2 separate regions of the Homo sapiens genome follow, and region 1 is linked to region 2. A link is a contact called in ENCODE Hi-C or POLR2A ChIA-PET data. All regions are on one chromosome and are shown on one strand. Each heading gives the region's core, a stretch centred on a gene start or an enhancer-like site at or near the end of the contact. The rest is flanking DNA. Distances are from core to core; before and after follow the strand shown. Region 1 has its middle 110 kb from the start of LINC02998. Region 2 has its middle 100 kb from the start of LINC02998.

What was found. A loop is a pair of places that touch in the nucleus more often than their neighbours do. ChIA-PET counts read pairs that join two places held with the same protein, here RNA polymerase II (POLR2A). Pooled maps may share reads with other maps.
Region 1: a loop to region 2 is called in a map of IMR-90, with 7 times the contacts of the local background. The contact joins two enhancer-like sites. A Hi-C loop is called at or near these places in 25 of 168 maps with a recorded cell type or tissue (A673, B cell, CD4-positive, alpha-beta memory T cell and 16 more), 5 of 37 single-sample maps with no recorded cell type and 28 of 50 pooled maps. POLR2A ChIA-PET finds 5 or more read pairs at or near these places in 5 of 52 experiments (A673, AG04450, activated naive CD4-positive, alpha-beta T cell and 2 more).

The regions. Positions count from the first base shown.
Region 1 is chr5:54,630,449-54,634,338 of GRCh38, forward strand. It overlaps a transcript of SNX18 not described here. Among named protein-coding and RNA genes, the nearest start is that of LINC02998, 110 kb to the right of the region's middle. Within about 2 kb of position 1,774, at least 5 of the 41 ENCODE cell types and tissues checked have a DNase peak (open chromatin) inside an H3K27ac peak, as active enhancers do.
Region 2 is chr5:54,843,346-54,847,192 of GRCh38, forward strand. It overlaps the pseudogene CSPG4BP. Among named protein-coding and RNA genes, the nearest start is that of LINC02998, 100 kb to the left of the region's middle. Within about 2 kb of position 1,951, at least 4 of the 41 ENCODE cell types and tissues checked have a DNase peak (open chromatin) inside an H3K27ac peak, as active enhancers do.

The DNA.
Region 1 (3,890 bases), core at 524-3,023, 210 kb before region 2:
ACCATCTTGGCGAAAGTGCTGCTTCTGGTCTGGATCCCTTGATTCTACTGAGAGTGAAGTACAACCTCTGACTCTTTTGCCCTTGAACTAAAGACCTCATGGAAGCCAGGTGTCATGGCTCATGCTTGTAATCCCAGCACTTTGGGAAGCCAAGGTGGGTGGATCACTTGAGGTCAGGAGTTCAAGACCAGCCTGGCCAACATGGTGAAACCCTGTCTCTAGTAAAACTACAAAAATTAGCCGGGCATGGTGGCATGTGCCTGTAATCCCAGTTACTCTGGAGGCTGAGGCAGGAGAACCGCTTGAATCCAGGAGGCAGAGGTTGCAGTGAGCCAAGATCGCCACTGCACTGCAGCCTGGGCGACAGAGCAAGACTCAGTCAAAAAAAAAAAAAAAAAAAAAGAGACCTCATGGAAAGACATGCCAGCCAACATCTGGTGCAGGATGCAGAGCTCAGGCTGCAAATCTGCCACTGCATAGTCACTGTTGATCTCTATTTCCAGGCACCCAGAGGAGCCCAGGTTTTCAAGCCTCTCTTCACTGAACTTGCGTCACCTACAGAGGCAAAAATGAATTTTAGAAAGCTGTAGAAATTCAAAGCCAACCATAACAACCCATGTCCCTGAAGGTATTTGAATTTAGCTTCTGATGAAAATAAGGCCATTTCAATGACATAATACAGCCACATTTATATCATCCTGCCATCTCCATTTGGAGACAGCTCAGTGCTTGTCCCCAGCCAAAACTAACAGCCGGACTTCTTTTGCAATGTTTAGAAGGCACTCTTTTATTTAGTGCTGAGAAATCCTCTCTAAAGGAATGTTTCATAGAACTATGCTCAACATCCTGCTCTTTTGTAGGAAAATAAATCCAGGATGGTTGCAAGGATAATCAATTATCATAGAGTAAAAATGCATACTTTTAAACAAGGCTATTGTTTCAGCAGATGTTTAGCTTATATCATTATAAAGGCTTCAAATAAAACAATTTGGTAATGCTTTTTCTTTTAACCTCTCTTTCTGTCAATAAATAAATGCTGGATATCATAGTCCACATGACGAGTTTATTCTCCTCTATACCAAGCTGTTATTCACGTGACTTTTATTGAGCATCTACTGTATGTAGGCCTCTATTCTGGGTGCCATGGCAAATGTAAAGTTGAAAAAGATATTCTTTGCCTCTCAAGAGGAGACTGGGAAGATATCATCATATATGAAACATCTCAATAAACCAGGTGACAATCAGTACTAGCTGAAGGATCCCCTAGAAGTCAAGAGGAGGAACCTTAAAGGATGGGAATTCAAATGGTACCTACACTTATTTGCAAGGCTTTTCTGAGTAGATGTGAGATCAGAAGAGTCATACATGATTATGTCGTACAAGTGATTGGAGAATGGCCACATTCACTTTAACCATTCCTTGTCAATGAATGCTGAAGTCTGTTTCAGCCCCACTGCAAAACCTCAAATTGGGCCAGAGCAGATTACACTAAACATTGACTTTCTTTAACAGGGACAAGGAGAACTGTACTCCCACCCCCTGCACCTCTTCTACTGGGGAACAGAGAGGAGTTCATCAGAGATTTCAAGAAGCCTGGCATGTCCTTGCCCCCACCAGCAGTCTGATCTCCGAAAAGGTTGAGGGGTGCATAGCAGTCTTGGGAAGATGCTGGTTCCTGGTCCCATAAGCAGCTGATCTCTGAAGCCCATTTCCCATGTGGGGTCCTGCGTTTCACCAGACAAGAACTCTGGCTCCCCTGCTACCTCTTGGGCCATGTTTCTTTCTTAGCATAGCTTCCCAGAGATGTGCAGACGCCAGGGGAGTGGATCCAGCCAAAACATGTTCTTGGCAGAGATGCCAAGACAGAGCCCTGAAAAACAAAGGAAGTCTAGCAGATAACTGGCTCTTTCTGAAGGAATCTGGAGTTTTGACTGCCCACATTGAGCTGTTGGCACCAGCAGGAATGGAAACTGGGCCTTGCAAACAGAGTCCCAGCTTGTCTGTGCACCATGGTGGCCTGGACACAGTCAAATCACAGTCTCCCACACCCCCAGCCCAGCACACACGCAGGCTGAGTGAAGGCTGCATGCAGGACATTGCACGGCTCCTTTTTTGTGGTGTGGTCTTTACCAGAAGCCCAGCCAAACCACTGAGAAGGGGGCTTAGACACACACCGGGAGCTGTGGGCTCCAACTACCAGCGAGGTCTGCTCCAGGCCAGGGAGGGATGAGGGGATTTGTTGTGATTTCTTCACACACACACTCTTTATATTTATCCAAGCCACAGATAAGAAACAATCCTTCTAAACCCAGGGCAGTAATTTTTATTTTTTTTATTTTTTTTTGAGATGGAGTCTTGCTCTGTCGCCAGGCTGGAGTACAGTGGCGAAACCTTGCCTTACTGCAACCTCTGCCTCCCGGGGTTCAAGTGATTCTCCTGCCTCGGCCTCCTGAGTAGCTGGGATTACAGGCAACCGCCACCATGCCCAGCTAATTTTTGTATTTTTAGTAGAGATGGGGTTTCTCCAAGTTGGCCAGGATGGTCTCGATCTCTTGACCTCGTGATCTGCCCGCCTTGGCCTCCCAAAGTGCTGGGATTACAGGTGAGCCACTGCGCCCGGCCCAGGGTAGTATCTCTCTGATATCAGAATCATTTGGTTTGCTCATTAAAAAGGCAGATTTCTGGTCTCCTCTTTCGACCTGCCTGGTGAACGTGAATCGGAGGATAGAAACTGAGAATTTGCATGGTTTAAGAAATGCCTCAAGTGAGTCCTTTGTCCTAGATCAGTGAAATCGTATCTCAAGCTGCAAATAGAAAGAGCAAAGGACTGAGAAGTTTGAGTTTTGTATCCCAAGCAGGTGGTGATGGCATCATAGAAGATATAAATGGAATATAAGACATTCACTCACTTCCCCAAACATACTTAGATCCTGAGTCTTGGTTTCCGCATTTTAAAAGGATAGAGTTGGGTGACTGAATGAAGCTGGAACTAAAAGTGTGCCTGGTTCTGTCTGGGTTAAACATAGGACCCCACAAGGGAATGGACTCCAGGAACCAGGTTCATATTGTATCAGTAACAAGCTGATATTAGTAGCTGTAGGACATTGGGCAAGTTACTTAACACCCCTGTGTCTCAGTTTCTCCATCTAAAAATGGTTATAATATTATATACCTCATAGGTACTATAGGTGTATAATGCATTTACAAGTGCTGTAACAGTGTGTGGTAGAAATACTCAACAAATGTTACCTGTTACTATGCATTTTGCATTGCACTAATGAACTTTTGGAAGATCTTCCAGCTTAGTGAGAGCTTAATGGAGCTTGAACATAAATTTCACTTTGTGTGCTGGGATAGTAAGCCATGTTCTTTTAGAGTCAACACATTTTTACTGAGGCCCTACCTTGTGCAAAGGTGCTTTGCCTTCATGGAGCTATTCATCTTGTTGGGAGACACTTATTTTATTGTTGGCTTACTTGTCCAGAAACACACGAAGTATTATGAACAAGAGAAGCATCTGCCAGTACTTGGAATCCTTTCTGCTTTGCTTTCATGGCTATAATTTCATTTTGACCCCAAACAACAGCCCTGAGCAAAATGTGCAGTACTCTGAAGAGTGGTTTTCAATACTTAATATCTTAAGGAGTTTGTTGGTCCTTGGGAACTAACAAGGGTGGCAGATGAAATTGATTTAAGGGTCTCCCTCCTCCCCCATATACACACTTTTTCCAGCCAGAATTCCTCTCTTCTAACATGCTTATTGGATTTCCTTATAAGGCTATGGTTGAATCAGGGTCCTGCTGGGTGTAGAGAGTGGGGTGGAAGAAGAATTCCAAGGTGTGGCTTTGTCCTGGGCAAGTTAGGACTTCTGAGGGACCATGACACAGAAC
Region 2 (3,847 bases), core at 701-3,200:
ACAGGAAACTCAGAAAGTATATAAGATTCCTATGTTTTCATGTCAGGCATAATGGGGCTGGAAGATAATCCATTCTGCTTCCTTCTAATACACCAACTACTGATAACACAGGAAAAAAAACTACTTTGTGAATTATCCTTTAATTTCTTAAAAGTTAACAGATGAGACCATAAAGTAATTATACATAAATAAATACCCACATACTCCACATATATACACATGCGCATGCACACACACACGAACTTACACTGCCAAACCAATGTTTAACTCCTCAAAGTAGTTATGTTGAAAAATAACATGTGCCAATAACAATAGCACTACTTGAAATTCTTTTAAATATTTTCAGGTTGTTCAAGAATGCTTGATTTAGTTTCTGTCCAGTTAAACCACCTGGGTTTGGGTCACTGCTTTGTTGCTTACTAGCTATATAACCTTGGGCACATTTCTTAACCTCTCTCTGCCTTAATTTCCTCATCAGTAAACTAGAAATGATAGAGCTGTTGCACAGACTGAGTGACTTAATATATGAAAAGTGTTTAGAACTGTTTCATCAGGCACATAGTAAGCATTCAATAAATATTAGCTTTATATGACCCATCTTCTTCATCAGATTTGGCTTTGAGGACAGATGTGACTTTTTAGTATTTCCAAAAAGTCACTTAGAGTGTGATTATTGCCATTATTGAGGCTATTCTATAACATGTACTGCAGATTTTGTTTAATCTTCCAGCATTCTTTCATAACTTGGGGTGAATAGTTTATCTGTTTAATAATTGTGTTGTTGATGGACATGCCTATATCTTGCCATTTGAATATGCCTACTGAAGATTTTGCAGCACTAAGCTCTAAGGACATCAGCTTTTAAATAGCTACCAGAAATGCGAATCAATACAACGTTCAAATAATAAGGTTTTGGCCTTCATTTAAACCCACAGAAAGGCTATAATAAAATGCGCAAGTTGGACTGTTTAACAAAATTCCAAGCCCACTCATTCTGGTTTTTCACTTTTTACATTTTTTAATCCATCCACATATCTCATCCTCATTTCTTCTAGAGCTCCAGCTGACTTGGAAATGTGCTGCCATTTCTCTTCTCGTGACTTGTAGAAACAATCATTTTTTCCAAGGCCATACACACCAAGGCTGGACAAAGCATGTTTTCCACTGCAGCTACTCTGCTATGGAACACTGCTTTCCCTCCCTCTCGCCTCTGAAATATACCATCTTCCAAAACAAATGGAAAACCTGCCACTCAAAACAAGATCTAGTAGCCTCAGGTCTCATTTCCACTCAAACCAAATTTAGTTCAATTAACGACCCCATTGCTTCAGGTAAGGCCTGATTTAGTGCCCAGTGCTTGGTAATGGAAACTTCAGGCAGATGAGGAGAAGGAAAACAAAGACCCCCAATTTGAATTCAGATTTTAAAGTGATCCAAAGCCCAAAAAAGAATAGTTCAAAGCATAAATATCAGAAAATAACACAAACCTGGAATAATAATTTTTAAATTGACCTTTAGCTTTAAGAAGAGTTTAGTGGTATTTAGAAACCTAATTGTGATCCCATTTAATCCTAGTTGTAAACTTAATATTTAAAAGCCCAGACCTTTGGAGGCAGAGGTTGCAGTGAGCCGAGATCGTGCCACTGCACTTCAGCCTGGGTGACAGAGCAAGACTTCGTCTCAAAAACAAACAAACAAACAAACAAACAAAAACAACAAAGCCTAGACCTTTGTTGCGTTTCATACGAGGGATGTGAAATGCTCATGAATTCACTCTCCCACTGTTGGTCCCCCGAGAGCTTCAATTGGCATTTCAAACTTTGCTGCCTTAATTCTTCTACTGTGACCAGCTCTCAAAGCTCCTTTTAGTGATGACAAGTATTTCTCAAAAGCAAGCAAATGGTTCTATTTTCAGTATAAAAACAACAAAACAAAATGTATAGTATTACTGAAAGAGGAACTTGAAAAATAGGAAAATGAAGCCCCCTTGTGGACAAAAATATGTTTTATCAGATATGCACAAAATTCACTGATCATATTTGAATACAAAAATACTCAGTAGAATATATTTCAAAGTAAAATGCAAAGGATTCACCCAAGATGGCCTAACTCCAATTCCCAATTCCAGTTTGTTGGGACACAAATGATCTCTTGTACCATTGAATGACCTTGGAGATCAGCTGAAAGAACTGTGGCTTAAGGAAATGTTTTAATTTGTCAGGAGAAAGAAGTGTGTTTTAAATGGTGGGACACAGAGGTTAACATTCTGATTGCTGGCTATGAACTCCCTCCAGAGTCTGAGATGTTATCAGCAACTCTATCCCCCACGCTCCCACCTTCTTCTCCCACTTAGGCTGCAGACAGACTTTCTTGCCACCTCCTCCAGGCCCAGATGACAAGTAGGGAGAGTGAGTCATCATGCAGGATAATCCGAATGTCTTGAGAACATGCTGTTTGAAAAGTCAGAAACAGCACTGAATCTGAAGACTTTATCACATTTGCATTTGCATAACTGCCTTTGCCCCAGACTCTGCCACTAACTTTGTTATTTTGGGCAAATCGCTTAACCTCTTGATCTTTAATTCCACCTTCTTAAAATTGGAATAAGAGCAATACTCTCTTTATCTGCTTCACCAGGTCCTTGAGCTTCTTCGCTAACTATGAAGGAAGAAGTGAGAGAACACTGTGGTGCCAAACTCAAACTCGCATTCTAGCTCTGCCACTTGCTGTCCACCAGCAGCCCTTCTGCTTTGGACCTTGGAGAAGTGTCAAAGCCTCTCTGCATTGCAGATTTCTCATCTTTAAAATAAAAATCATATCCCAGAGAGTTGTTGAAGATTCACTGGGTAAATGTAAAGCGCATAGAACAATGCCAGGCACTGTAAGTACTATGTAAGTAATAACTATCATTAGGACCATGTAATGGACCATGTAAATGGTTGTTATTATTACTGTTTGATATGCTCTGAAATATAGAAATAAGAAACATCATCATCTGAAATAATCTCCTAAGTTTAAAACTTTGCCTGGAAAGAAGTAACTGGTAACCATAGCTTTGGAGAAACTATGTTATTGAAAACTGCATTCTCGTGGCTCTACTATGTTGATAAAATGCATATGCTATATCTATTAGCTTTCACAAAAAAGTAAACACACCTGATGTGTGAAAATTATTTAATAATGTTAAAGGTTATCAATTTATGAGAACACTCTGCAATTGATCAATACACACAGTCTTTCCAGAAAGTTTCTATGCTCATTTGCCATTGTTATTACACATTCTAGTGGATAAAAGAGATACCACACTCCAATAAAAAATGAGGGGCAGATATTAAAAGGATGTTTTAAGGAATCGCCACACTGACTTCCACAATGGTTGAACTAGTTTACAGTCCCACCAACAGTGTAAAAGTGTTCCTATTTCTCCACATCCTCTCCAGCACCTGTTGTTTCCTGACTTTTTAATGATCGCCATTCTAACTGGTGTGAGATGGTATCTCATTGTGGTTTTGATTTGCATTTCTCTGATGGCCAGTGATGGTGAGCATTCCTCAAGGATCTAGAACTAGAAATACCATTTGACCCAGCCATCCCATTACTGGGTATATATCCAAAGGACTATAAATCTTGCTGCTATAAAGACACATGCGCACGTATGTTTATTGCGGCACTATTCACAATAGCAAAGACTTGGAACCAACCCAAATGTCCAACAATGATAGACTGGATTAAGAAAATGTGGCACATATACACCATGGGATACCATGCAGCCATAAAAAATGATGAGTTCATGTCCTTTGTAGGGACATGGATGAAATTGGAAATCATCATTCTCAGTAAACTATCG